3 separate regions of the Homo sapiens genome follow, and regions 2 and 3 are each linked to region 1. The links are chromatin loops, found by intact Hi-C in ENCODE. Cell type or tissue: mammary epithelial cell. All regions are shown on one strand.

What was found. Peaks named below come from ENCODE experiments on the same cell type or tissue, not always from the same donor. Only the 100,000 strongest peaks of a DNase experiment are listed, where the experiment ranks them.
Region 2: a loop joins it to region 1, with 13 times the contacts of the local background. A loop is called at or near these places in 35 of 110 quality-filtered maps.
Region 3: it touches region 1 in a loop (22-fold over the local background); 3 of 110 quality-filtered maps call a loop at or near these places.

The regions. Positions count from the first base shown.
Region 1 is chr13:34,073,244-34,081,243 of GRCh38, forward strand. LOC124903153 (a long non-coding RNA gene) reads left to right here. Exons shown (of 2, transcript XR_007063754.1): 2 at 6,130-8,000. Among named protein-coding and RNA genes, the nearest start is that of RFC3, 260 kb to the left of the region's middle. In mammary epithelial cell, a CTCF peak has its summit at 4,071 (motif pointing left); a DNase peak (open chromatin) is centred at 3,298; H3K27ac peaks cover 268 bases.
Region 2 is chr13:35,153,172-35,161,171 of GRCh38, forward strand. NBEA (neurobeachin) reads left to right here. Exons shown (of 59, transcript NM_001385012.1): 19 at 2,603-2,684; 20 at 2,912-3,035; 21 at 3,907-4,099; 22 at 5,845-6,861. Among named protein-coding and RNA genes, the nearest start is that of NBEA, 210 kb to the left of the region's middle. In mammary epithelial cell, a CTCF peak has its summit at 4,169 (motif pointing left); no DNase peak of the experiment used is centred here.
Region 3 is chr13:33,720,889-33,728,888 of GRCh38, forward strand. No RefSeq gene overlaps it. Among named protein-coding and RNA genes, the nearest start is that of RFC3, 93 kb to the right of the region's middle. RefSeq lists a silencer at 3,057-3,226. In mammary epithelial cell, a CTCF peak has its summit at 3,139 (motif pointing left); a DNase peak (open chromatin) is centred at 3,103.

The DNA.
Region 1 (8,000 bases):
TCCGATATTACTATATCTACCCTTGCTCTTTTTGGTTACTGTTTGCATGGAATACTCTTTTTCATCCTTTCAGTTTCAACCTATTTTCATCTTTGAATCTAAAGTGAGTCTCTTTTAGGCAGCATATAGTTGGATCATGCTTCTTAAATCCATTCTGCCCATCTCCATGTTTTGATTGGAAAGTTTAATGCATTTATAATTAAAGTTAATACTCATAAAGAAGGATTTACTTCTGTCATCTTTTGATTTATTTTTTATATGCTTTATAGATTTTTTGTCCCTCATTTCCTGCAAGACTATTATTTTGTGTTTAGTTGAGGTTTTTTTTTTGTAGTGAAATGTTTAAATTTCTTCCTTGTTTTCTTTTGTATATATTCTTTAGCCATTTTCTTTGTGGTTATTATGGGAATTAACAACCAAAACTTATAACACTGTAATTTGAACATATACCAGCTTAACCTCAATAACATACAAAGATTCTGCTCCTTCAGCTCTGTCCCCACCCCTTTCACTTGTTAATGCTACAGAATTACATCTTTACATACTGGGTGCCCCAAAACATAAACTAATAATTATTAATGCATTAGCCTCTTAAGTTATATATGAAACAAAATGTGAAGCTATAAACCAAAACTACAATAATATTGCCTTGGCTAATAATTGCGGTTTTTAAAAAGTTATTAGCCTCTTAAATTACACAGAAAATAAAAAGTAGAGTTACACACTATTGTTACAATAATACTACCTTTTACAATTTTTTATGTATTTACCTTTACTGGATATTTATGTATTCATATAGCTTCAAATTACTGTCTAGTGTCCTTTTATTTTAACCTGCCAGACTCCCTTTAGCATATCTTGTGAGACAAGTATAATTCACAAAATATTGACTGGTTTTCTTTTTCCCTTTGCTATTTGAATACATTAGCCCACTCTGACCCACAGAGTTTCTGATGATCATATGCTAATAATATTATAGAAAATTCCTTGTATGTGATGAATCACTTCTCTCTTGCTACTTTTAAGATTATTTGCTTTTGGCTTTCAACAGTTTGATTAAAATGTGTTTCAGTGTTGATTTCTTTGAGTTCCTTCTATTTGGAGTTTATTGAATATCGTGAATGTTTCTATTTGTGTCTTTCATCAAACTTGAGTTAAGTTTTGACTATCATTTGTTTCAAACAATTTATCTATCTTTTTCTCTCTCTTCTTCTGAGACTTCCAAAATGTGTGTGTTGGATTGCTTGATGTTATCCCATGGGTTCCTTAAGCTCTGTTTACTTTTATTCAATCTTTTTTCTACTTCTCAGATTTGATCATTTCCATTGTCCTATCATTAAGTTTATCACTTCTTTCTTTCACCCACTCAAATCTGCTTTTGAATCCCTCTAGTAAATTTTTCATTTTTATTATTGTGCTTTTCAGCTCCAGAAATATTTTGTCTTTTTAGACTATCTATCTCTTTACTGGTATTTCCATTTTGTTCGTACATTATTTTCTGGACTTTCTCCATATCTTTAATATGGTTTTTTAAAACTCTTTTGCTAGTATAACTTTTATCAGGTTGTTTTCAGGGACAATTTCTGTTGATATATTTTTTCTTTGAATGGGTCATACTTTCCTGTTTCTTGGTGTGACTTGTTATTTTTTGTCGAAAACTGGATATTTGAATCTAATAGTTTGGTAATTCTGGAAATTACATTCTCCTACTTCACCATTCTTGGTTATGTGTGTGTGTGTGTGTGTGTGTGTGTACACTGTTACAGGCTGTCTCTGTACTGAGGATAAGCCTGAAGTGTACACTTAAAGTTTTCTAGCGCTTCTGTGACCCCGTGCCTTTTCCTGGGCATGTGTGGTGATCTTCTAATTTCTCCCAGATATCTGATACTAGAGGTACACTGGGGAGATTCTAAACTATTCAATTGTGCCTATGGCATGCATGGCAGAAATTACTAATTGATTTTGGCTGTCTTTGATACAGAACCCCAAAATGGCTTTAGAATTATTTCCAACACAATACTAGATTATTACCAATTCTACCAAAGTTTTTATTCTAACTTTGATGTTTTTTAAATAAAACACTCCAAAGGATTTGAGTCATTTAAAAGCGCAAAGCAGACACTGTAGTACAATAGATGTTATTCTTTCTACTTCCTGCCCATATAGTCTTCCTCTTTAGCTTTCTTTTTTCCTTTTGTGTTTCTGTAGATGCTACTAACATTGAGATGACTATAATTTTTAATGATAAGCAGAAGATTTTTAAATTTCTTGCTCCAACATGAGAATCTACTCACTCTGGCTACTTGCTTGGTACATGGTAGTAAGGTTGCTATTTAATAGCTTTTCCTGAATCTCTATATATTGAGAGTGTGTAATAGTCAACTCAAATTATTGCTTTTTAAATCTATTGTTCTCTATACCTAGAGATGAAATATCCTTTTTTTATATGTTAGCTTAATGTCATGCTGTGTTTCTGTAGCAATTATTTGTATGGAATTACCCGGTAATTTCACTATACTTTCCTTCAATGTAGACAGAAAAGATTATACCATCATTTCACAGTGTCTCTTTGATTTGTCACACTGGGCATTAGGAACTACTTTTGGAAAAAAAAGCAATGAAGCAAAATTGTTTCTCTTTTCAATAGAAAAATTCTGTTTAAGGAAATAAAAGTATTTTCCTTATGATAACAGATGAAAAAATATACCTGTCTCACTGCTGGTAAACTCTTCCAAGATTAGAAGGTGCCTCTTTTCAACGTGACTGGCATATGAATAGAAGGTGTGGAAGCCATTGCTATTGGCAGGGGAAATCAAAGATTTGGCATTATGGGTTTTCCTGCATTTCACAATAATTTCAGTGTCTGGGGGCTAGTTCCTGGGAATTTAGCCTCTACTCTAGGAAAAGGTATGGGTGAAGATGCTGGGGGGTGGGGTGGGGCGGGGCTACTTTCCATTGTAGCTACTTGGAGGAGAGAGGGACATTTGGCAAATTCCTGCTAAATGTCAGGAGCTTTACAGCCATTATTTTTCTTGGTCTTTTCAATAATTTCGCAGAAAGTATTATTTTTTCCAGATGAGAAGACTGAGGCTCAGAAAGATTAAGCAATTGTTCCAACTGCCCATATTTAAACAGAGGTTGCATTGTAATTAAAATGAGGTCTGGATCATAGCTAAACATCCCTTCAGTTTAACTAAAATTTTGCATGAATCTTTTAATCTTTCATTGATAACCATCTCCAAATGACTATTCATGACTAATCTTGGCTTAGCATAGTACTGCTACAGTGCTTTCTCACTTATTCTCATAGCCTGACTACAGATTGCAAAGTCAAGTACTCTTTCCCCACTCTTGACAATCCATTCATCTCCTGTGAGTATGGATTTAGTGACACCTAATGTCTTGAGAGCTTGGGGGGTCAAGGAGAAGTCTGCCCTTCAATTGTCTTAAGCCAGAGTGGCGAAGAAAGAGATCTGGTGCCGGGCCATACTCCCCAGTCTCTCTCAGCACGTCCCATGACTTTTTCTAATATCCACTGCTGTCTTTCCATTCTAGAAAAGAGAAAGATGATCCAAGTATCTGTATGGAAAACCTAAGGCATTGGGGGTCTCCTGGGAGTCTGAAGCAAGAGGACTGAGATACCCTCAGAGGTATTGAGGTACCCTCAGTAAAGGGCAGCAAGACATGACTCCTGAGGAGAGTGGAAAAGCCAATGTTTATTCTGGCTGCCTTCAATTCAGTCATTGCATTCCACATCTCTCTCAGGCCTTCCTAAGGTCCCAAATGTGGACAAGTGTGGTATGAATAATCTGTATGACACTAAATATTTCCTTTATCCAGGATGGGGCAAAGAGGAACTTTATATAAATAAATATCAAGGGGAAGTGGTAACATAGTTAACAAATGGCAGCTAAGTTACTTTCTGATGACTGCCCAAGGTCTCTCAAAGTACCATTTCTGCAAAGCATGTTGTTGTAATCAGCCTTCTTGGATTAATGCTCAGAGGCAGTAAACAAAACACAAAATAAAAAAATATATACATGACAAGCAGCTGGCTAGTACCATCTAGTGGTAGCAAAGAAGCAATAACTTTTAAAATGACCTTTTAAAATGCGGAAAGGGGGAGACTGAAACCATCCATTCCTTTCTGGGGACATGAATGGTTTACCACGAAGGTGTAGAGCTTCATTTTTGTCCATGGGAGCTGGAGAGTGGCTCAATGCCAGGACGCTTTTCAGAGAGAAGACAGCTGAGAGAGATTGAGCTGCATTTCGAGATGGGCTTATTTCAATGCCTGAGATAGGGGCACATAAAATTGCACACATAGCTCATTTTCTGTTTGGTTGTCTCTTGTGGGAAGGAATGGTGCTGCTGATCTCTGGGAGAGTTTGGGGGTTTCCTGAAAACCAGCTACTTTGTTTATAAACATTGCCATTCAAAATCCAAGTCCTGGATAAAACTCTGGCTGTGGCAATTGGTTTTGGAGACTTTGTTGTTTGTGACACCTGCCTCCTTGTATCTTAGGCAGAGTTTCAGAGCAGCAAATGCTTGCATGACATTTCTCCAAAGGATTTTAGTTGATGATCTGCATTCCACTGAGCAAATAATTGTCATTGCTATGGTTTATTCAATACCTACTGTGTGCCAGGTACTGTGGTGAGCCTTTTAGCTGCATTGGCTAATATGATTCTCAAGACCATTTTGAGGCAGGTATTCTTTGTCTCATTTATATAAAAGAGAAGTGGGGCTCAGAGAACTCATATGACTTGCCCAAGATCACAGAGGTCATGGAGGTCGTGCTGGGAGTCACTCGCACGGGAAGGTATCTGACAGCCACTGTGGAGGATGAACTTACAGCTTCAGCACCGTCCCTATCCTCAGAAAGCTTATGATATTTTTAGGAAGGTAGGACATGCACAAAAATAGAAATATACCATGAGGGCCTGTGCAAGATGGTTATGTTTCTGGAGATTGCTGACAAGGCTATTGAGTCTAAGAGACAGGCTGAGACGTCAATTCCCCTATCCCCATATGAATAGGCAGCCAAGCCACCCAGAATCATTCGCAATCTCTCCTTCCTCATTGAATGATGTTTAAATGTGCCTGACTTGTTGATCATCAATGAGGTGGCACCTGCTGGAGTAAGAAAATGTTGTGATCAAGAAGATGGATCTGGTGCCAGGACAAGGTGGACTAGAGTAAAGATTCTGGGGCCAGGGAGATTCATTAGGAGGAAGTTGTGAGTCACTCGGGTGTCAGGAGATGCACTGAAATGAAGAGACAGCTGTGGGGATGGAGAGGACGAGCTGACAGGCCAGACACTGTAAAAGAACCAGAGAGAGTAATTGGGCCCTGTTCCTTGAAAGATGAGGAACAAATATGACTGGTGAGAAGGGGAAAAGGCTGTGTGGGTGCTTCTGGGTGTGTGTGACAGTAGGTGTGTGAGTGCAGATGTGTATTTGATTGTGTGTGGGGCAGTGTGCAAGTGTGAGTGTGGGTGTGAATGTGTGTGTGTGTGTGCATCAATGTGTGTATATGTGTGAATGAGTGTGTGTATCTATGTGTGAGTGTGTGTGGGCATGGATATGTGTGAATATGTGTGTATATGAGTGCACATGTGTGAAGGTATGTGTATGTGAGTATGTGTGAGTGTGTGTGGGCATGGATATGTGTGAATATGTGTGTATATGAGTGCACATGTGTGAAGGTATGTGTATGTGAGTATGTGTGTGTGTGTGTGGGCATGAATGTGTATATGTGTATGTAAGTGTGGATGTTAGTGTGTGTGTGTGAATAAGCATGTGTATGTGAGTGTGTGGGTGGGTGGGAATGTGTGACTGAATATATGTGTCTGTGAATGTGAATGTGTGTGAGCATGTGTGTGTGTGTGTGTGTGTGTGTGTATGGAGATCTATCAGGAGAATGTTGTACCTGGTCTCTGAGTTGTTTGTAGAAATGGGAAACAGCTTCTTTTCTCTAACCCATATTGTTTGAGCAGATTGAGCTCTCTAAAGAGATGTTTTTATATAAACTAAAACAAAAGGTGTCTCTTTATTGGATGTGGTAGACAAGAAAACAAAAATTGGAACCAACATCCTATTTTCCTTATTATGTTCCTTTGATTTCAAGGCAAATGGTCTCAATCAAGACATTCCCCACTCTGGACTGAAGGGGCTGGTGGTGGACACCATGTGAATGACCCACCCTGAAAATGACTTGAAAGTTACAAGGGCAGAGCTCCAGCTGACGGCAAAAAGGAGACAGGCCAACTGTAAGGTTTCCACTTTGTGACCCAGGTTTAATCTTCTTACAGTGTGCACTGCACACACATTCACACATATACAAATACACATGTGCACATTCAAACACAAGCACACAAATTCGCATGTGCACATACACACATGCAAACATATAAACACATATGTACACATGGAAACACACAAAAACACACACACACAAATACACACCTATGCAGACACAGGTACATATACATACACATACATGCACACATACACACACAAACATACACACACATATACACAAACACACACATGTACACACACAACACAGCAGTGCTTACTCAGAGGGAATTACAGCAGAAGCAGCAGGAGGTGTTTACTTCTCACTTGATACACAAAACCCAGGCAGAGAAAAACATGTACTTATTATTAGCACAACTTATAAAATCTTGCTCGGGTGTGCAAAATTAGTAATACAAGGAAGTGGAACTATTTTATGGCCAGGGTTTTCTGACCACTATGTCAATTAATTTATATAGACCCATACATCCTATATTAAGTGTAACTTTCATTCCCTCTTTCCCGTGGTGAATGACCCAAAACTTTTAGAAAACTCTTCAGACAAGCAATAAAATAAATTCATCGTTGTGCATGTTGGGTTTGAGGTGATGGTGGAACATCCTAGGTTTGAAATGATTTCTAAGGAGCAGGTTGGAGTGGAGCTTGGGTGAGAATCAGGGCTGGAAATATGAATGTGGAAATGAGCAGCATAGAAGGACATTTTTATTAGGAATTGGAAGAGCTCACACATAATTCAGAAAAACAGCACCACCGGGAATGTCAGCTAATATTATTAGGTAAAATCACTCAAAGAATGCCAGCATTTAATGAAGACCCCCTGAATGTACTTTTATTAAATTGCAAGTGATATGCTCAAAGGGTACTGAATTTGTTGATGCAAGTTTACTTTTTTTAGTCACATGAAATTAGGTTCTCCCTCATTTGTGAACCACTCCCTTAGAGAAGGGCTATGTTGAGATGACCCCAAACTACCAAGTTGTAATTAATTTGGGGCTTGCAACAGGCCCAGCAAGTGATATAAATTGCTCTAGAATTGAATTATGAGTAGAAATCAAGCATAGGCAAGTGAGGAGAGACGAATATGGAGACAGGAGGAAGAGAAACTTATTATTATGCTGTGGCCAATTTCATTATGCTGTGAAGGTAAGACATAATTTGGAATCATTAATAGTTATATGAATCCCTTCTGAACTCTTGGGTTCTGAGGTTAGTTTTGCACTAGTAAAATAGTTGCCATATATGTCTGACTATAAGGTGAGTTTATCATTTTTTCTTAAACAATTATCACTTAGAGAAGAGGGACTTTGATATTACATGGTATGGGCTTTATTATTAATACTTAATTTTGAATAATAAAGATATATTTGGGAAAGACACATTTGCCTGAAAATACCTTAAACAATGCTAATTTTGAAAATTTTTTAAGGTCAGCTGATAAAATTTTTTAAGACAAAAATTTAGCATAGTTTAAGTTTAAATTATTTTAAACACAATTTAAATTGTAACATTTCACTTGTACCCCTGTGTATATGATCATGCAATTTCAAATGTTGAATATAAGGAAGGCTTAAAGTTTCAAAGATTACTTTTAGGAGGAATACAGTAAATGATAATGTAGAGGTTGCAAATAAATACCTATAAGACACACAAAACAATTTTCTAAAAAAATATACACAAATT
Region 2 (8,000 bases), 1.1 Mb after region 1:
ACAGGTGCCTGCCACCACACCCGGGTAATTTTTTGTATTTTTTAGTAGAGACAGGGTTTCACCGTGTTAGCCAGGATGGTCTCGATCTCCTGACCTTGTGATCCACCCACCTCGGCCTCCCAAAGTGCTGGGATTACAGGTGTGAGCCACCATGCCTGGCCACATAGGTTCTTAATGATAGTCTATCATGTTTTGTTACTTTATTGGGGCATGCATTTATGCCTGCCTCCAGAACAATAATTAAATAAATTGCTACTAGAAATGAAGTTGCACCTAGCAATGTATTTTCAGTCTGCAAACATTTAGCAGAGGGAGGGCACATAACTGGTTATTAATAAATACATGTTGAATTGAGTTTCTGAGTATATGTTTGTCATTTTAAAAACCTTTATATTTGAATATGTTATAGTTTTCAAAGCACTTTCACATATGGAGCTTTATTTAATCTTCCTAGCAGTTTTATTAGATAGGCAAGGCAGTTATTCTTTTCATTGTTAGATGATAAAGTAGGGACTTAAAAAGACAATATAAAAACTGGTGACACTTTTGTTTCCTGTGCAATGTGATTTCTTCTCTTTTGGTTGAAAACACTTTAACTATCACGGGAGAGTAGGTCCTGATTTCCTTTAAGCTCGTCTGAAGTTATTTTGAATCCTTTATTTATAACCACAATTTTCTTGGATCTCATCCACTGGGCTATAGGTACACACCAGGGTCTTCGGGGCAAGTTGTTGTGAAAACTACTTATACGTATATACCAAGCAATAAGTGATTGTTCTTTAGTATATGGTTTTCAAATAAATTTTATCTCGTGTCAACTCCGTTTGATTAGGAGTGCATGTTTGGGGTCCTTTGTTTAGAAAGTTGTGAAATGCTGTTTAGTTTTAACAAGTAAGTGTTTAGTTTCATCAGAGGTATGAGAATGAGGGGAACGGGGGTAATTAAATGCTATATTCTTTAATAAAGTAGGTCAGTTTTTATTTCAGGTCAATATCTTTTTTATGAACATTCCTAATATACTTATGTAAATGTCCTGTCTTAGTCTGAGCAGAAGGGGAAGGAAAATGAAACTTCTGGATGTCGTGGTCCTTTTCTAATCAGAAGAGACCATCCCTCTCTCTCAATTTGCTTTTTCCATCTTCAGCTTCTACAATATAGCTATGTTCAATTGTCCTTTCAACTAACGTTGGTGGTTTTGCAGCAGTTTTTGTACTTGACTTAGGTTTAACTGTTTATTCAGAATTTGCCATGTTAAAGCTAAACAGGAAATTAAATCACAGATATAAAATGATGTCTGTATTAAATATAACCTCATAGGGTTTATGTAAGAGATAAACACAAACTCAAGCCTAAAATACAGTGAGCAGTTGTACATACATTATTGATATATAATTAGGTTAATTATTCTTTAATTTAACAAATATTTACTGAATGCTGTTGTGTGTCAGGCATTAGTGCTGATTACTAGGAATATAACAGTGAAGATGATGTTCAAAATCCTGCTCCCACATTTTAGTGGGAAAGTTAGTAAATGTTTTAGAATTTTCTCTTTCCTTTATTTGGTCAACTGTTTTTTTGTATTTGAAAGGAATAATTTAAAAAACTCATTAGTAAATGACAATGAGCCACATTGTTAGGAAGAACTTTCCCTTGTCACACTTACTGAAGTAGGGGCCAGATGTGGTGGCTCATGCATTTAATCCCAGCACTTTGAGAAGCTGAAGCAGGAGGATCTCAGGAGCCCAGGAGTTCAAGATGAGCCTGGGCGATAAAGTGGACCCCATCTTTACCAAAAAATGAGAAAAATAATTAGCTGTGTGTGTTGGCATGAACCTGTAGCCCCAGCTACTTGGGAGACTTAGGCAGGAGGATCACTTGAGTCCAGGAGTTGGAGGCTGCAATGAGCCATGATTGTGCCGCTGCAGTCCAGCCTGGGGGTACCATAGTGAGATTCTGTCTCTAAAAAAAAAAAAAAAAAAAAAAAAAGTAGTTCATAAATAATTTTAGGAACACTGAAAAGGCATTTCAAACAATAAATTCATTAATTTCCTAATCTTTCCTTCTATAGATACTGGTTCTGGTTTTGTATGTATAAATAATAAATAAAATTTGGTGAATACAGAGTTAAAGAGTTTAGAAGTATGTGGAATTCATTAAAAAGTCTCTTTAGGGCTGGGCATGGTGGCTCACACCTGTAACCCCAGCACTTTGGGAGGCTGAGGCGGGTGGATCATCTGAGGTCAGGAGTTCGAGACCAGCCTGATCAATATGGTGAAACCCTGTCTCTACTAAAAATACAAAAAATTAGCCAGGCGTGGTGGCACATGCCTGTAATCCCAGCTATTTGGGAGACTGAGGGAAGAGAGTCACTTGAACCCATGAGGTGGAGGTTGAAGCCAAGATTGCACCATTGCACTCCAACCTGGGCAACAAGAGTGAAACTCCGTCTTGAAAGAAAGAAAGAAAAAAGTCCCTTTAGAAGAGATGTTTCTTTTGGTTTGGACTGCATTGACATTTCTTTTGCAGGTTCATTGTATATCTATATTTTGCAATTATTATTTAAATTGTTTTCTAAATGAAGTTCAAATTCTTCATTTTTCAGATCTTGACAGAACAAGTATGTACTCAGGTCGTACACAAACCACATCCAGAGCCAGATTCTACAGTGAAAATTCAGAATCCAAGTGAGCAAATGGCAGTTCTTTACTGTATTGTGGTAGGCGCATGGCAACATATGAGACTAAATCAAAACTTTTCCTAACCCCTTAAATCATTATGGTGTTTACCTAGTTCATGACAGTTTTAACTCACCTTTTATAGTGTTAAGTATTTATTTGAAAGTTGGTAATACTTTTTGAGTTGAACATAGGATATGGTTACAAATCTACAAGTTTTTTTTCTTTGTTTACAGTGATTCTTAAAGTGGTGGCAACTTTGTTAAAAAACTCTACACCAAGTGCAGAGCTGATGGAAGTTCGTCGTTTATTTTTATCTGATATGATAAAACTTTTCAGTAACAGCCGTGAAAATAGAAGGTAAGCAGTTTGGATACTGTAACAACACTTTATTCCATAATTAATATTTTCTCTCTTTTAGATTTTCAATTCATTTCAAATCTTTTCCATATTGCTAAATACTTTTAATCATCAGAAAAGGCATTTTATGTTTCTTTGACATAATCTGTATTCGGTATTCTTCTATTTATTTTTATATTATTTTTATTTTGTTACGTGGATATTATATTTTAATTGTATATATGAATATACATATAAACAAACTCTTATTTAGAATGTAATATCCCTTTTAGTGGTACCTATCTATCACCAATGGAACTTTCAGTTGTAATTGTGTTGGATTTCCCCATTTTCATCTATGCTTTCCACCCCATATTTCTTATGGCCGAATGTTGTGCATTTTTAAGCTAGTTAGCTTGAACATGGGGTAAAGTCTGAGGCCATGAACTCTGGGGTAGTCATTGCCTGAGTCTATAATTTAACAAATATTGATTGAGTGCCTACTGTGTTCAGTGTAAGACTTTGTGCTACACAAGATAGTCTTAGTACACAGTCTCAGTACATTCCAGTGGGAAACCATAAAGCAATGATTAATGTATAATGTGTTAAGTACATTGTGAGTGCTAAAGGTGGTGAGAAAGTAGAGAAGCAATAAGTAAATCTGACTGTGAAAGTTAGGAAAATGATTTTGAATGATAATTAGGATTTTTCCTGGTAGAGAAATAAGAGAAAGTCATTCCAAGTATAGAATATATAACGTGCAGCATGACTGTACACCTTGCTTTACTGAGGTCAGATCATATTTTCACTATTTTATTTATCAAAGTTTCAAAATAGTAAATTCTAACTTAATTTGGATATTTTTAATGAGATCAAATTTTTTTCTCCCTAGATGCTTATTGCAGTGTTCAGTGTGGCAGGATTGGATGTTTTCTCTTGGCTATATCAATCCTAAAAATTCTGAGGAACAGAAGATTACCGAAATGGTCTACAATATCTTCCGGATTCTTTTGTATCATGCAATAAAATATGAATGGGGAGGCTGGAGAGTCTGGGTGGATACCCTCTCAATAGCCCATTCCAAGGTAACACGGGATTTAACATTTTAACATCATCAGAGTTATTGCAGTGGATTAAATGGCTACAAACATGCATCTGGTGCCATCTTGTGGGCATCTTAGATTTTGACAGATTCCTGTATCTCAGTTTTGTATTTTTCCCTCATTGTTCATAGACTGTTAGAACTTGAAAGTGGCTTATAGATGAATTAATTCAAACCCCAAATTTATAAATCAGGAGTTTTATACCCAAAGCTGACATACATCTGTTTTATAGCAAATCTGGGAACTTTAATCTGAGCCACTTGCTCTTTCAACTGGTTCTTGGAAGAATATTTTATGAAATAGTCTCTGAAATATACTTTTTAAGACTTTTTTTTAAGAAGTCAGATTTTTTTATTTCCAAGTGAATCATAAATACAGTGTTTAAGTTTAGTGGTATTTTAATTGCTTTATCTTTTCTTTATTTTTAATCTTAAAAATCTGTATGTCTATTTTAAGTATTATTTGATCTTTGGTAAAATGAAATAGTGAATTAAACTGTACAAGTATATACACATTAGATTCTGGAAATTCAGAGTTATGGGTTTCTCATCATGAAGTGTTATAGAAGAAGCATGGGTGTCAGAAGTATGGCTTTTAATTTAGTCTGTGCCATAATTGAGTTTTGTGATTTTAGGAGACTCATTAAGTCTTCTTGAACACGAGTTAGAAAAAAATGTTTAAAAGGATAGATAGTAAATATTATAGGCTGTGTGGGCTCTATAGCCTCTGATGCAGCTACTCAACTCTGCCGTTCAGTGTGAAAGACAATACATAATGTAAATGAATGATCATGGCTTTGTTTGAATAAACCTTTATTCACCCAAAGAGGTGATAAGCAGTTTTGTCCCATGGGCCTTATGTTACCAACCCCCACTTTTGGGACTTGCTTTCTTCTTCTGTAAAATTAAGGGGATTTTTGTATTATGAGATATTCTTTAAAGGATGGTCCCCCCAATCTAAAATTCTGTTAACTTATTTAAATATACATTAATAGAACCCATGTCTGTAAGAGAAAGTCTGTGAACTTTAAAAAATATTAGAAAAGCTTTTGTTTCAATTATAAATTTACATTTTGTGAAGTATTGACACCTCAGATTTATCATTGCTTTAACAAATTTGAAAATAGCAAAGAAAAAGACATTGCAGGTCTTTGTGCAAAAAAAAAGTATTCTGATTATTAATAAAGAAGCCTAAGTAAAGTAACAAAGCCAAAACAGCTTATATAAGGATAAAACTGTGATATTTTAATAGCTTGTAAATTTATATATTTAATGATATGTGTGAATTTTTTAACATCAGTTGTTGGGAAGGGTGCACATATGAGCAATAGATGGTGAAAACCAACATAGTAATAGTACTTTGGTTATTGTATATTATTAGCTGCTTATTCTCTGTTTAAGCTTACATAAATGTGTGGAAGTTAACTGGCATATTTGGTTTGGGTAACATTGAAATACTTAGCCTAAAAGAAAATAGCTTTTAATATTGCTGAGTTATCTGTGTGATTTTGGCAATCCTTATAATAAATCATATATAGCTGTATTTGTTGATTATTTCCAGTTACTTAATGAAACTAAGCACTTGCTTTAGGACTAACAAATGCCAGCTTTGAAGTCTTAAACTTTCTGGCATTATTTTTTCTATTTCCACAATTTAATTTGTATTATTTAGTTTTTTCTTTTTGATATGTACAAAATGCCTTAATGTTTTCTTTACTTATTCCTAAGGTCACTTATGAAGCTCATAAGGAATACCTAGCCAAAATGTATGAGGAATATCAAAGACAAGAGGAGGAAAACATTAAAAAGGGAAAGAAAGGGAATGTGAGCACCATCTCTGGTCTTTCATCACAGACAACAGGAGCAAAAGGTGGAATGGAAATTCGAGAGATAGAAGATCTTTCACAAAGCCAGAGCCCAGAAAGTGAGACCGATTACCCTGTCAGCACAGATACTCGAGACTTACTCATGTCAACAAAAGTGTCAGATGATATTCTTGGAAATTCAGATAGACCAGGAAGTGGTGTACATGTGGAAGTACATGATCTTTTAGTAGATATAAAAGCAGAGAAAGTGGAAGCAACAGAAGTAAAGCTCGATGATATGGATTTATCACCGGAGACTTTAGTAGGTGGAGAGAATGGTGCCCTTGTGGAGGTTGAATCTCTGTTGGATAATGTATATAGTGCTGCTGTTGAGAAACTCCAGAACAATGTACATGGAAGTGTTGGTATCATTAAAAAAAATGAAGAAAAGGATAATGGTCCATTGATAACATTAGCAGATGAGAAAGAAGACCTTCCCAATAGTAGTACATCATTTCTCTTTGATAAAATACCCAAACAGGAGGAAAAACTACTTCCTGAACTTTCTAGCAATCACATTATTCCAAATATTCAGGACACACAAGTACATCTTGGTGTTAGTGATGATCTTGGATTGCTTGCTCACATGACCGGTAGCGTAGACTTAACTTGTACATCCAGTATAATAGAAGAAAAAGAATTCAAAATCCATACAACTTCAGATGGAATGAGCAGTATTTCTGAAAGAGACTTAGCGTCATCAACTAAGGGGCTGGAGTATGCTGAAATGACTGCTACAACTCTGGAAACTGAGTCTTCTAGTAGCAAAATTGTACCAAATATTGATGCAGGAAGTATAATTTCAGATACTGAAAGGTCTGACGATGGCAAAGAATCAGGAAAAGAAATCCGAAAAATCCAAACAACTACTACGACACAAGTAAGCTACCTTATATGAGTTCTAGAAATAAATAAAAATGCATTGAAGAGTTGTTAGCACCAAAACAGAGTAATTTCTTATCAGTTACTTCATGTTTATATTGAATTATAGTATAATAGTAATTTATGGAACTAAATAGTGCGGTATAATTTCATGTATGTAAGAAACTAAAAATATCTCAATTATATTTCCAACTCTGCCACATTCTTCTGTGTAACTTTGCTCAACCTCTCTGGGCCTAAGTTTCCTTATCTAGTACAAGAGGTTGTACTAAAGGATGACCTTTAAGGTCTCTGCCAGTTCTAACATTTTATAACTCTGTGACTACATTTACACATTTTGTACTCAAGATCTTCATTCTGAATACTTGATTAATTTTAACCTTTTAAGCTTCAGGCCCAACCCTGTTCTGTGGATTATAGAAAAGAGGACTTGGAGCCCAGATTGAACTGATAAATGAAGGGGAAGGGAAAAGGGAACTGTTATTTATCCAGTGCCTACTATGTTCCGGGCACTGTGCTATATGTTTTCAGATTTAATCCTCACAACAACCCTGTGAGGTAGGTAATATGGCTGAGAAAAATTAGAATTGTTAGCAGTGAGAATTTTCTGTTCAACCACATGAATAGAAATTTGTTATAAGACAATTAAAGACTCTTAGGTCTGGTTGTTAGGAAATGTTAGTGCTTCAGTTTTGACCTCACTGGAATAAAGCTAAAAACAGATGATGTTTTCTGATATGGATTTTAATTGTTGAGCTCTGAGTTATGACTGTTTCTTTATTTTCTAGGATAAATAATACCTTATGGTTAAGAGTTGAAGAAATAAGAATACATTTACCGTTAATGACTTGGGTTTTGTTATCCTCTGGGTGCCCCACTTGCCTTTTAATGTCATTGAAAATACATTGAATGTGTTTCCATTAGGTTTATACTATGAAGAGTAAACCATGCCTGTCTTGTGTCTTTGTACTCCAGTAAGAATCCTTCATAATATATCGTGTGTGGGGAAAGTATTTTTATTTTTTCTCTAACTGCCAATTTCCATTTTTGTGGCAGTTGCATTGTAGTGATAATTGGCAGGAGATGAGCATATTGAATTAGATACAGATGTAAAATAAAGGAAAACATCGTGCGTTG
Region 3 (8,000 bases), 350 kb before region 1:
ATTGCTATAGCAAAAATACCATGGAATAGTATAGTGGCTTAAACAACAAACATATATATTTCTCACAGTTCTGAAGGCTGGGAAGTCCAAGATCAAGGTGCCACTTCTTGGTTCATAGACCAGTATATTCTTGCTCTGTATTTACATGGTGGAATGAGGATGAGGGAGCTCTCCTGGATCCCTTTTATAAGGGTGCCAATCCCACTAGGAGAGCTCCACTCTCACGACCTAATTACTTCCCAAAGGCCCCATCTCCTAACACCATCGCCTTAGGGCTTAGGATTTCCACATATGAATTTGTCGGCGGGGAGGATAAAAACATTTAGTCCATAGCAAAGATTGCTTTATCTTTTGGAATCCTTAATTCCACGCAAGCAACACTTGCATGCAGTTTCCATTTTATAGATGAGGTATCTCAAGTTCAGAGAAGTTCAGTACCTTGACTAAGGACAAAACTAAAACAGAGCCGACTGAAGAATTGCAATCTTTCATTGTAGTCTACAGTTCAATAACAACACTGAATAGGGGTTGTGGGTAAATAAGGAATGAAGTTTTCTGTCTCCAAGGAGAAGGCATCCTGAGTCTTTGGGAGACAGCAGTAGTAATGGCAGTGAAAGCAGATAAACCTTGTTCAAAACAGGTTATCTGCTTATCAAAGCACCAACTACTGAGACATCAACTGATTTCCTCATGCTCAGAGCCTGTACACAAGAGGAACAAAGTTTGGTACCAAAAATTGGTGTGGTTCAAAGAAGTGGGGACTATACAATAAAGAAAAGCTGTATTGTTCTAAGTAAATTTTCTTTTGTATTTCATGAGGTCACAAATAGTTCTAGCATTTTTCCCCCTTGGCTTTCTTTTGGAGAGGACATTACAAATGATAGTGATTCGATGACAGACATTCTTTTTCCCCAAGTGGTTCAGAGCATTCCAAAGGACACAAGGCTATTTTTATTCAGTGGAGCTTGGGACTCTTGGTAGGAAAAGATCTGCAGTGCTGCTGTCCTTCTGATAAAAGGAACAAACATGTTCTTGAACAATCTTGAAAGGATGACACAGCTCATGGAAAATCCAGGAAATGCAGATGTTATTACTGTATGAGAATCACAAGACATGATCTCAGAGATAATTTAGTACAGCATGATTGAGCAGCAGAGGAATATGGAAATTTGTAACTGATAAATGGTGGTAGCTGGGCCAGATTTTGAGAGGTGGTTTGAAAGCTTTAACAGACAGATTACTTAAAGTCATTTAATGGATTTCAGCTCCAACACTGACTTATTTTAATAAACGAAATGCTAATTTGGGCCTCATGCATTCTTTTATATATTCAATTCATGAGGTTGGAAACATTGATCTTTATATTCCTGAGAAACAATTTAATTAGACCTGTAAATGGCTCTTAAAGTACAAATAATGAGAACCAACTATTTGGAAGTGACTTCAAGACTGGCTTGCAAAGAGTGTATAAGTTTCTATTTGATGGTGTAATTACCCATTTGCAAGAGTCACATACACAGGCCAAATCTCCTAATTGATTTACTTAGTAACATGTAACATTGAGGTCACATTACATTAGCAAGGGGAAATGGAAGGCAGAATTATTTACCTTGATACTATAAACGAGAATAAACAAATGATACTTCAATTATCTGATTCTTTCAAATGAGACATTTGAGGTATAAGAATCTGAATTGCATTGTTACTGAATTTCACATTGATACTAGACAGTCTCAGAGTCAGAAAGCCAACGTTTTACATAGAGACTTTAGAGACATTTTTGTCTGTGTAAGTAACTTTTATACAGCTCAATTTGCCAGTATGTGACTTATCTATTTATACATGGGCCAAGTACTTGACTAGTTTTTTAACTTTCCAGTTTTATAAAAATGAAAGTGAAAGAGTCCAAATACTATTTTCATAACTGTCAACTAATTCATAGTTACAGTAACCAGAAAATAGAATAGCGTGTAGGCATTGGACTGAACACAAGGACTTTATTGGATTTTCTTTACTATAATAATATTCCTGGACTTCCCAATTTCATGTGCTTGAAAAATTTAGAAAACATCTTGCTGTAAATCCATACTGCAGATTACTCAAAGGCTTGGGAATATGATTCAAGAGGAAATTCTTTAGATCTGGGATAATTCACTTCTATTTTTCAAGGGCTTTTGTTTTAAGGATACCTGGAAAATCATAAAATCAGATGGGATTTAAGAGTTATTTAATCTAGTGGTACCTATGCACCAGTCATTAGATCTGTGCTGGGCTGCCTGCCTACACATTTTTAGCTAATTTCCATGTCTTCAGACAAGAAAAATGTTTTCCAAGGAAAACAGTTCTTTTGGATTTTTTTTTAAGTGCAATTTCTGGGCCCTGCCCTAGATTTTCTGACTGAGCAAATTTATAGGCAAGGCCCTGGAATCTGTATTTTTTTAAAAAGCTTCCCCGGTGATTTTGAGATCCAGCCATTTGTGGAAACCCACTGATGTTAGTCCAATCTCTTTGTTTTCCAGATGCAAAATCTGAGGCCCACCTTGTCCCAGCTAAGCAAGTGAGGGAGAGGAATCCAGAGCCCTGACTTGTAATTCATTTTTTTTTTGTGTGCTTCTCATTCACTAGGCACATCTGCTGATCAAATCCTTCCCATACCCTCTGGATTCAGAACAAGAGGAAGTGCACATATGTCCACAACAATTTCCCAACACTAGGGAGTATTGATTTGCTGGGGGAGCAAGTGGCATCTCCCTCCCTGGAAAATTTTAAAACCAAAAGAAAAAGTTTAACTGGCTGATAATTTATAAATGAAATCCTCTCTGAAGATAGGAAGATGGGCTAGATAATGTTTTATCTCTTCTAGCCCTAACTTTCCATGCTCCTATAATTTAGTAACAAAAGGAACCCATGCACTTTCTTTTTTTTTAAGACAGTTTCTCCAGAAGCTTCCATGTGTGGAGAAACTTACTCTCTTCCTCCTTCTTCTATTTATCTTTTCTTATCTGAAAGGAGGACTACACTGTAAACATCTACATATGCAAAACCCATGCCTTTGGTACACACCTACCACTTTCAGATCAAACCGACAGCCTAAGTGGCCAGGCTGGCAGCTGGTTTAGGATAAATACAACAGCACCACCTTGTGTTGCGTTTCTGGGAGAATTTACCACTTCAGCAGGACAAAGACTTGGGCCGGGATGGGTGGCTCAGGATACAGCAACTATTCCTTTACTTTCCCTGCTGGGAGCAAATGCTAGCCATTTCGAAAAACCTTTTTGTTTGTTATCAGCCTACAATTTTCTTCTATAAATTCTGTAATTTTTAAAATATAAAAGGTAGCTGAGAAATGGAAATGCAGAAATAAACATATATTAATAAAAGCCTGGGTAAGCACAGTGCTATAGTAAATATTGTAGAGAAAAAGTTAATGTCAGCTTTTATTGCAAAAGACTTGATAGTAAATGTACATTTAATGCTATTGTGATTTAACACTTTCTCTAAAGATTCTCCCATATTTGGGGAGGTAGCTTTTAAACTATGTATTTGCCTATTAAGGGAAGAAAAGAATGTTTCACTTTCTCATAACCATTCTGGGTGAGCCTGGATAAAGTCTTTGTTTTCCCCAAGTATAGTTGTAGATTCACATATATAAATATATATAGATATATATGAATATATATATAATATTCATATTATACCTTGTATTCCCCAAGCATGGTTGTAGATTCATATACTATATGTGTACATATATAATATACATATGCACATATATATTTGCATCTTTGCTGTGGAGCAAGCTAAAAATTTAATATGTGAATATCAACATGGGACTGAAAGACCATAAAGACCAGAAAATCGACATATTTGCTAAACAAATATGTCAAATGTCTGATATTTTCAACAGAAAGAACATGACTAATTAAGGAAGATTATTTCCAGTTGTAATTTGAAATGTCAAGATTAGTGTAACAAATCAGCAATTCTTTGTCTCTGAAATCATCTGGAAAATTGAGCTAAGGCCTTACAAGCTACACATTATTATGGGAAGAGAAGTTACAGGATTAGAAAGTAGCAAACCAGGCATTCGGGGCCTTGCTGGGGCTGGCCATGCAGAAAAACTTACCCAGAAAATCCTGCAGAAAGCTCAGTAATGTTACTTTTAGTTGTAAAAGAGGATTTGGTCTTCAAAGTTTATTTGCCATTGTTCACCCAGTCTTTAGCACGTATATTTACTGTGCTGAGCTAATAACTTTGAATTAGACTTTACAAATAAGAAGGAAAAATTATGTCTTAGTTCCTCATGTGCTTTCTTGTGGAAGGCCAGACAAGTAGCACATTTGATTAGGCAATATTTCTAAGTTTTGGATAATTTTTCTGATATTGTATTCTCCAATTAAATTGTAATCTAATTTATAAAAATACTAAATATATAGTTATGAAGGGTGCACTACAATTTTAAAGAATGTGGAATGTTCAGGTGTGAATCATGAACTTGGAGGGCTTCTAGTAAATACCAGTTGGCAAATACAATGTCATATCAATATGAAGAAAATGCTCTTCTTTTCTTCAAACAAACGCAATCTCAAAAACTCCCAAGGGCTATTCCATTTGTGTACTTATCAGTCACTTGACTGCTTTCCTAATCACTGTTTTCTAGTCCCAGTTCTGTGCACAAAGGAAAGTTCCACCCCGTTCCCCAACCCTGCACTCAGGATCACTCCCCATCAAATGGTGCCTACCTGGAGCAGAATGTTGATTTCACACTTGCTCCAAATGTTCTTCTTCCTTCCATTAGACTTTCACTTAAAATTTATTTTTTGGTAGAATTTGAGTTCCAGGGAGAGTATGGACTTAATTTCTAGTGGCTCTTAATTCTGTACTGCCACCCAGATGGCTTCCAGCTACATGGCTTTTTTGTCACAGGACAAAGCAATGACTGTGGATAATGAAAAAATAATAATTTTCTAGAATGGTGGAATAATTTTAGACACTATTAGTGTTTATTAATTGGGTTGTGTATTAGTCTGCTTGGGCTGCCACAGCAAAATACCCCAGACTGGGAGGCTTAAAGAACAAAAGTTTAGGCCGGGCAAGGTGGCTCACACCTGTAATCCCAGTAATTTGGGAGGTCAAGGCAGGTGGATCACCTGAGGTCAGGAGTTCGAGACCAGCCTGGCCGACATGGTGAAACCCTGTGTCTACTAATAATACAAAAAAATTAGCCAGGCGTGGTGGCTTACACCTGTAATCCCAGCTACTTGGGAGGCTGAGGCAGGAGAATCGCTTAAACTCGGGAGGTGGAGATTGCAGTGAACCAAGGTCGCGCCATTGCACTTCAGCCTGGTGACAGAGTGAGACCCTGTCTCTAAAAAAAAAAGAAAGAAAGAAAGAAAGAAAGAAAGAAAGAAAGAAAGAAAAGAACAGGACAGAAGTTTATTTTCTACAGGTTCTGGAGGATAGAAATCCAACATCCAGGTGCCAGTAGGGTTGGTTTCTGGTTGCAAATGGTCACCATCTTGCTATGTCCTTACATGGTCTTTTTTCTGTAAGCATGGAGAGACAGAGAGAACGCTGGTGTCTCTTCTTCTTATAAGGGCACCAGTCTTATCAGATTAGGACCCCACCCTTATGATTTCATTTAACCTTAATTACTTTGAAAAGCTTATGTCCATATATGGTCACCCTAGGGTTAGTGCTTCAACACATGGAATTTTAGAGGGGACACAATTTAGTCCCTAATAGATGGTAACATAACTTGAACCTGGGAGGTGGAGGTTGCAGTGAGCTGAGATTGCACCACTGCGTTCCAGCCTGGGTGACAGAGCGAGACTCTGTCAAAAAAAAAAAAAAAAATCACCGAAGTTGGATAACCACAAAATGGATGTAATAACACAGCCCTGTCCTAACTTGGTTCTGACAGTGTCACATAGGAAAAACGTTTTAGAGTTAGAATTGCAACCTCTTGCTTCCAAGTGCCTATTTTACGTTAACTACTATGTTTTATTTTCCCAAATCTTCAACATTATGCTTTTAGAGGCAATTTTCAGAACTAGGTTTTTTTTTCTTATTTATACGCTGAAGTGTTATATATGTGATAAACAAGAAGACAAAATGACAGAAAGGAATTAAAGTCAATATAATCACCCCTGTTAAGCCATTATGTGTTTCCATTAGAGCTTTTCACACTAGCTCCATAGTCTAAGTTATTTCACTTCTCTGAGACCTGGCTCTTCCCTTGAAAATATATGATTAATAGTCCCCATCTTAAACAGTTGACCTGAGGAGTAAATGAGAATATACATATAAAAGGTTCCATGAGGACACAGCAGTAAGTTTGCCATTTGCAAGTTTTTAGAACATAGCAGACTTCTAACAGAAACAATGTTATCCTCTGTCTTACTAAGTTTTATAGTATGATTTTCCATTGCCTGAAATCTCTAATTCTGTAAACCATCCGAACTATATTTAAGTAAAGTAGTTCACTTGTGCATTTTGATAGAGTTTGATGTTTGCTTCTTCTATTTTGAGGAGGAACATGCCACCCACTCTTGGATGAAGTGGTGATTTAACTATAACTATAATACAGATATCTGACTCAACAACTGGCTGGAGTTCTGAAAGTAAAACCATGCAAATCAAGGAGATGGTAGCCAGCCTTAAATTCTCTATTGCCTCATAGTAAATTTATCTATAACATCCTTTGGAATGCTCAGATCGCTTCTAGTTATATCAAGATCATCAGTAAGTCTGCTCAAGAAAAGCCAACCTCCTCTTTCTTGGTCAAAAGGTGGGTTTAAACTTTTTAAATTTCGGTATCTAAAGGCAATTTTTAAAAAAGTTTTCAATGTTTTTGAAAGATTGAACTTTCCAGATTTAAATATTTTTTCATACTCTTAACCAAGTTGTAAAGTTCTGAGCCTGTGGAGGGGTTGGGGGTTGAAGGATAGAGTTTTCATATACCCATATGAAATGCACATACATAATCACATGCCACAAACCACAATCACTGTTAGAACTGTACAGTGTGACCTTGATAGGTACGGGCCCTGCTGGCACAGGACTTACAGATTGGTGGGGCAGAAAAATATTAAAAACTACACAAATGGCCAGATGGATACAAATATGATAAGAGCCATGAAGGAAAACATTTAGTTGAAAGCACTGCAATACAAGTGAGTCCAATATATGTCAAGTACAACACAAAGCATCTTCTTTGCATGGGTTTTACTACTTTCTAGCACATTCTTGCAGTGTTCTTAGGTAGGCAGCAATGCTGTAAGACACAGTGAGGTGAAAATTAGGAGAAAGTAGTGACAGAATATTTTTCCTCTTAATGTAAATTGTGAAGGAAAAAAATTCCTCTACAAAAATTCCCGTAGTCTAAACTCCACATTTTCAAAAGTCCTTAGAGCCATGGCAAGTTTCCATGGAGCACAGATTGAACTCTCTCATGTAGAAGAATAACCTACTTGTTTTCAGGAGAAAGGCGGGAAAAGTGCCTGAAACCACACCCACTAATGACATCAACAATTTCCAGAAGGAAGGCTCGCCCATAAAAAGGGTGCCAGCTTGGCTGGACAGAGAAAGCATGATGGTGGCCCCACCCATGATGTCAGCCCTGGGCCCTGACCGTACAGAACCTTCACACTGGGTTTCTTAAGGACCAGTTGCCATCTTGTCTCCTCCCTCCCCACAGCCCAAACTCAAATGCTAACTTTGACCTTCCTTCCTGCCCCTGCTGTGTCAGTTGGCATGTCTCAGGACTGTAGCAAAAGAAAGCTGGATTTTTTCCAGGAATAGCTTCAGTCTTGCTCAGATGAAAGGCAGGATGCCAGGGCGAGGTGATTTTGTTATTAATCAACCTTGATTTGCAGAAGATGACACAGATGCCAGGTCTGTGCTTTAAGTATCCTTTCAGCAGTGCTGAAAGTCAAATATTATTCAGCTAGGTTCTAAGCAGGCAGTTTAAATCATGCTAAAGGCTGTGCCATTTCAGTGCT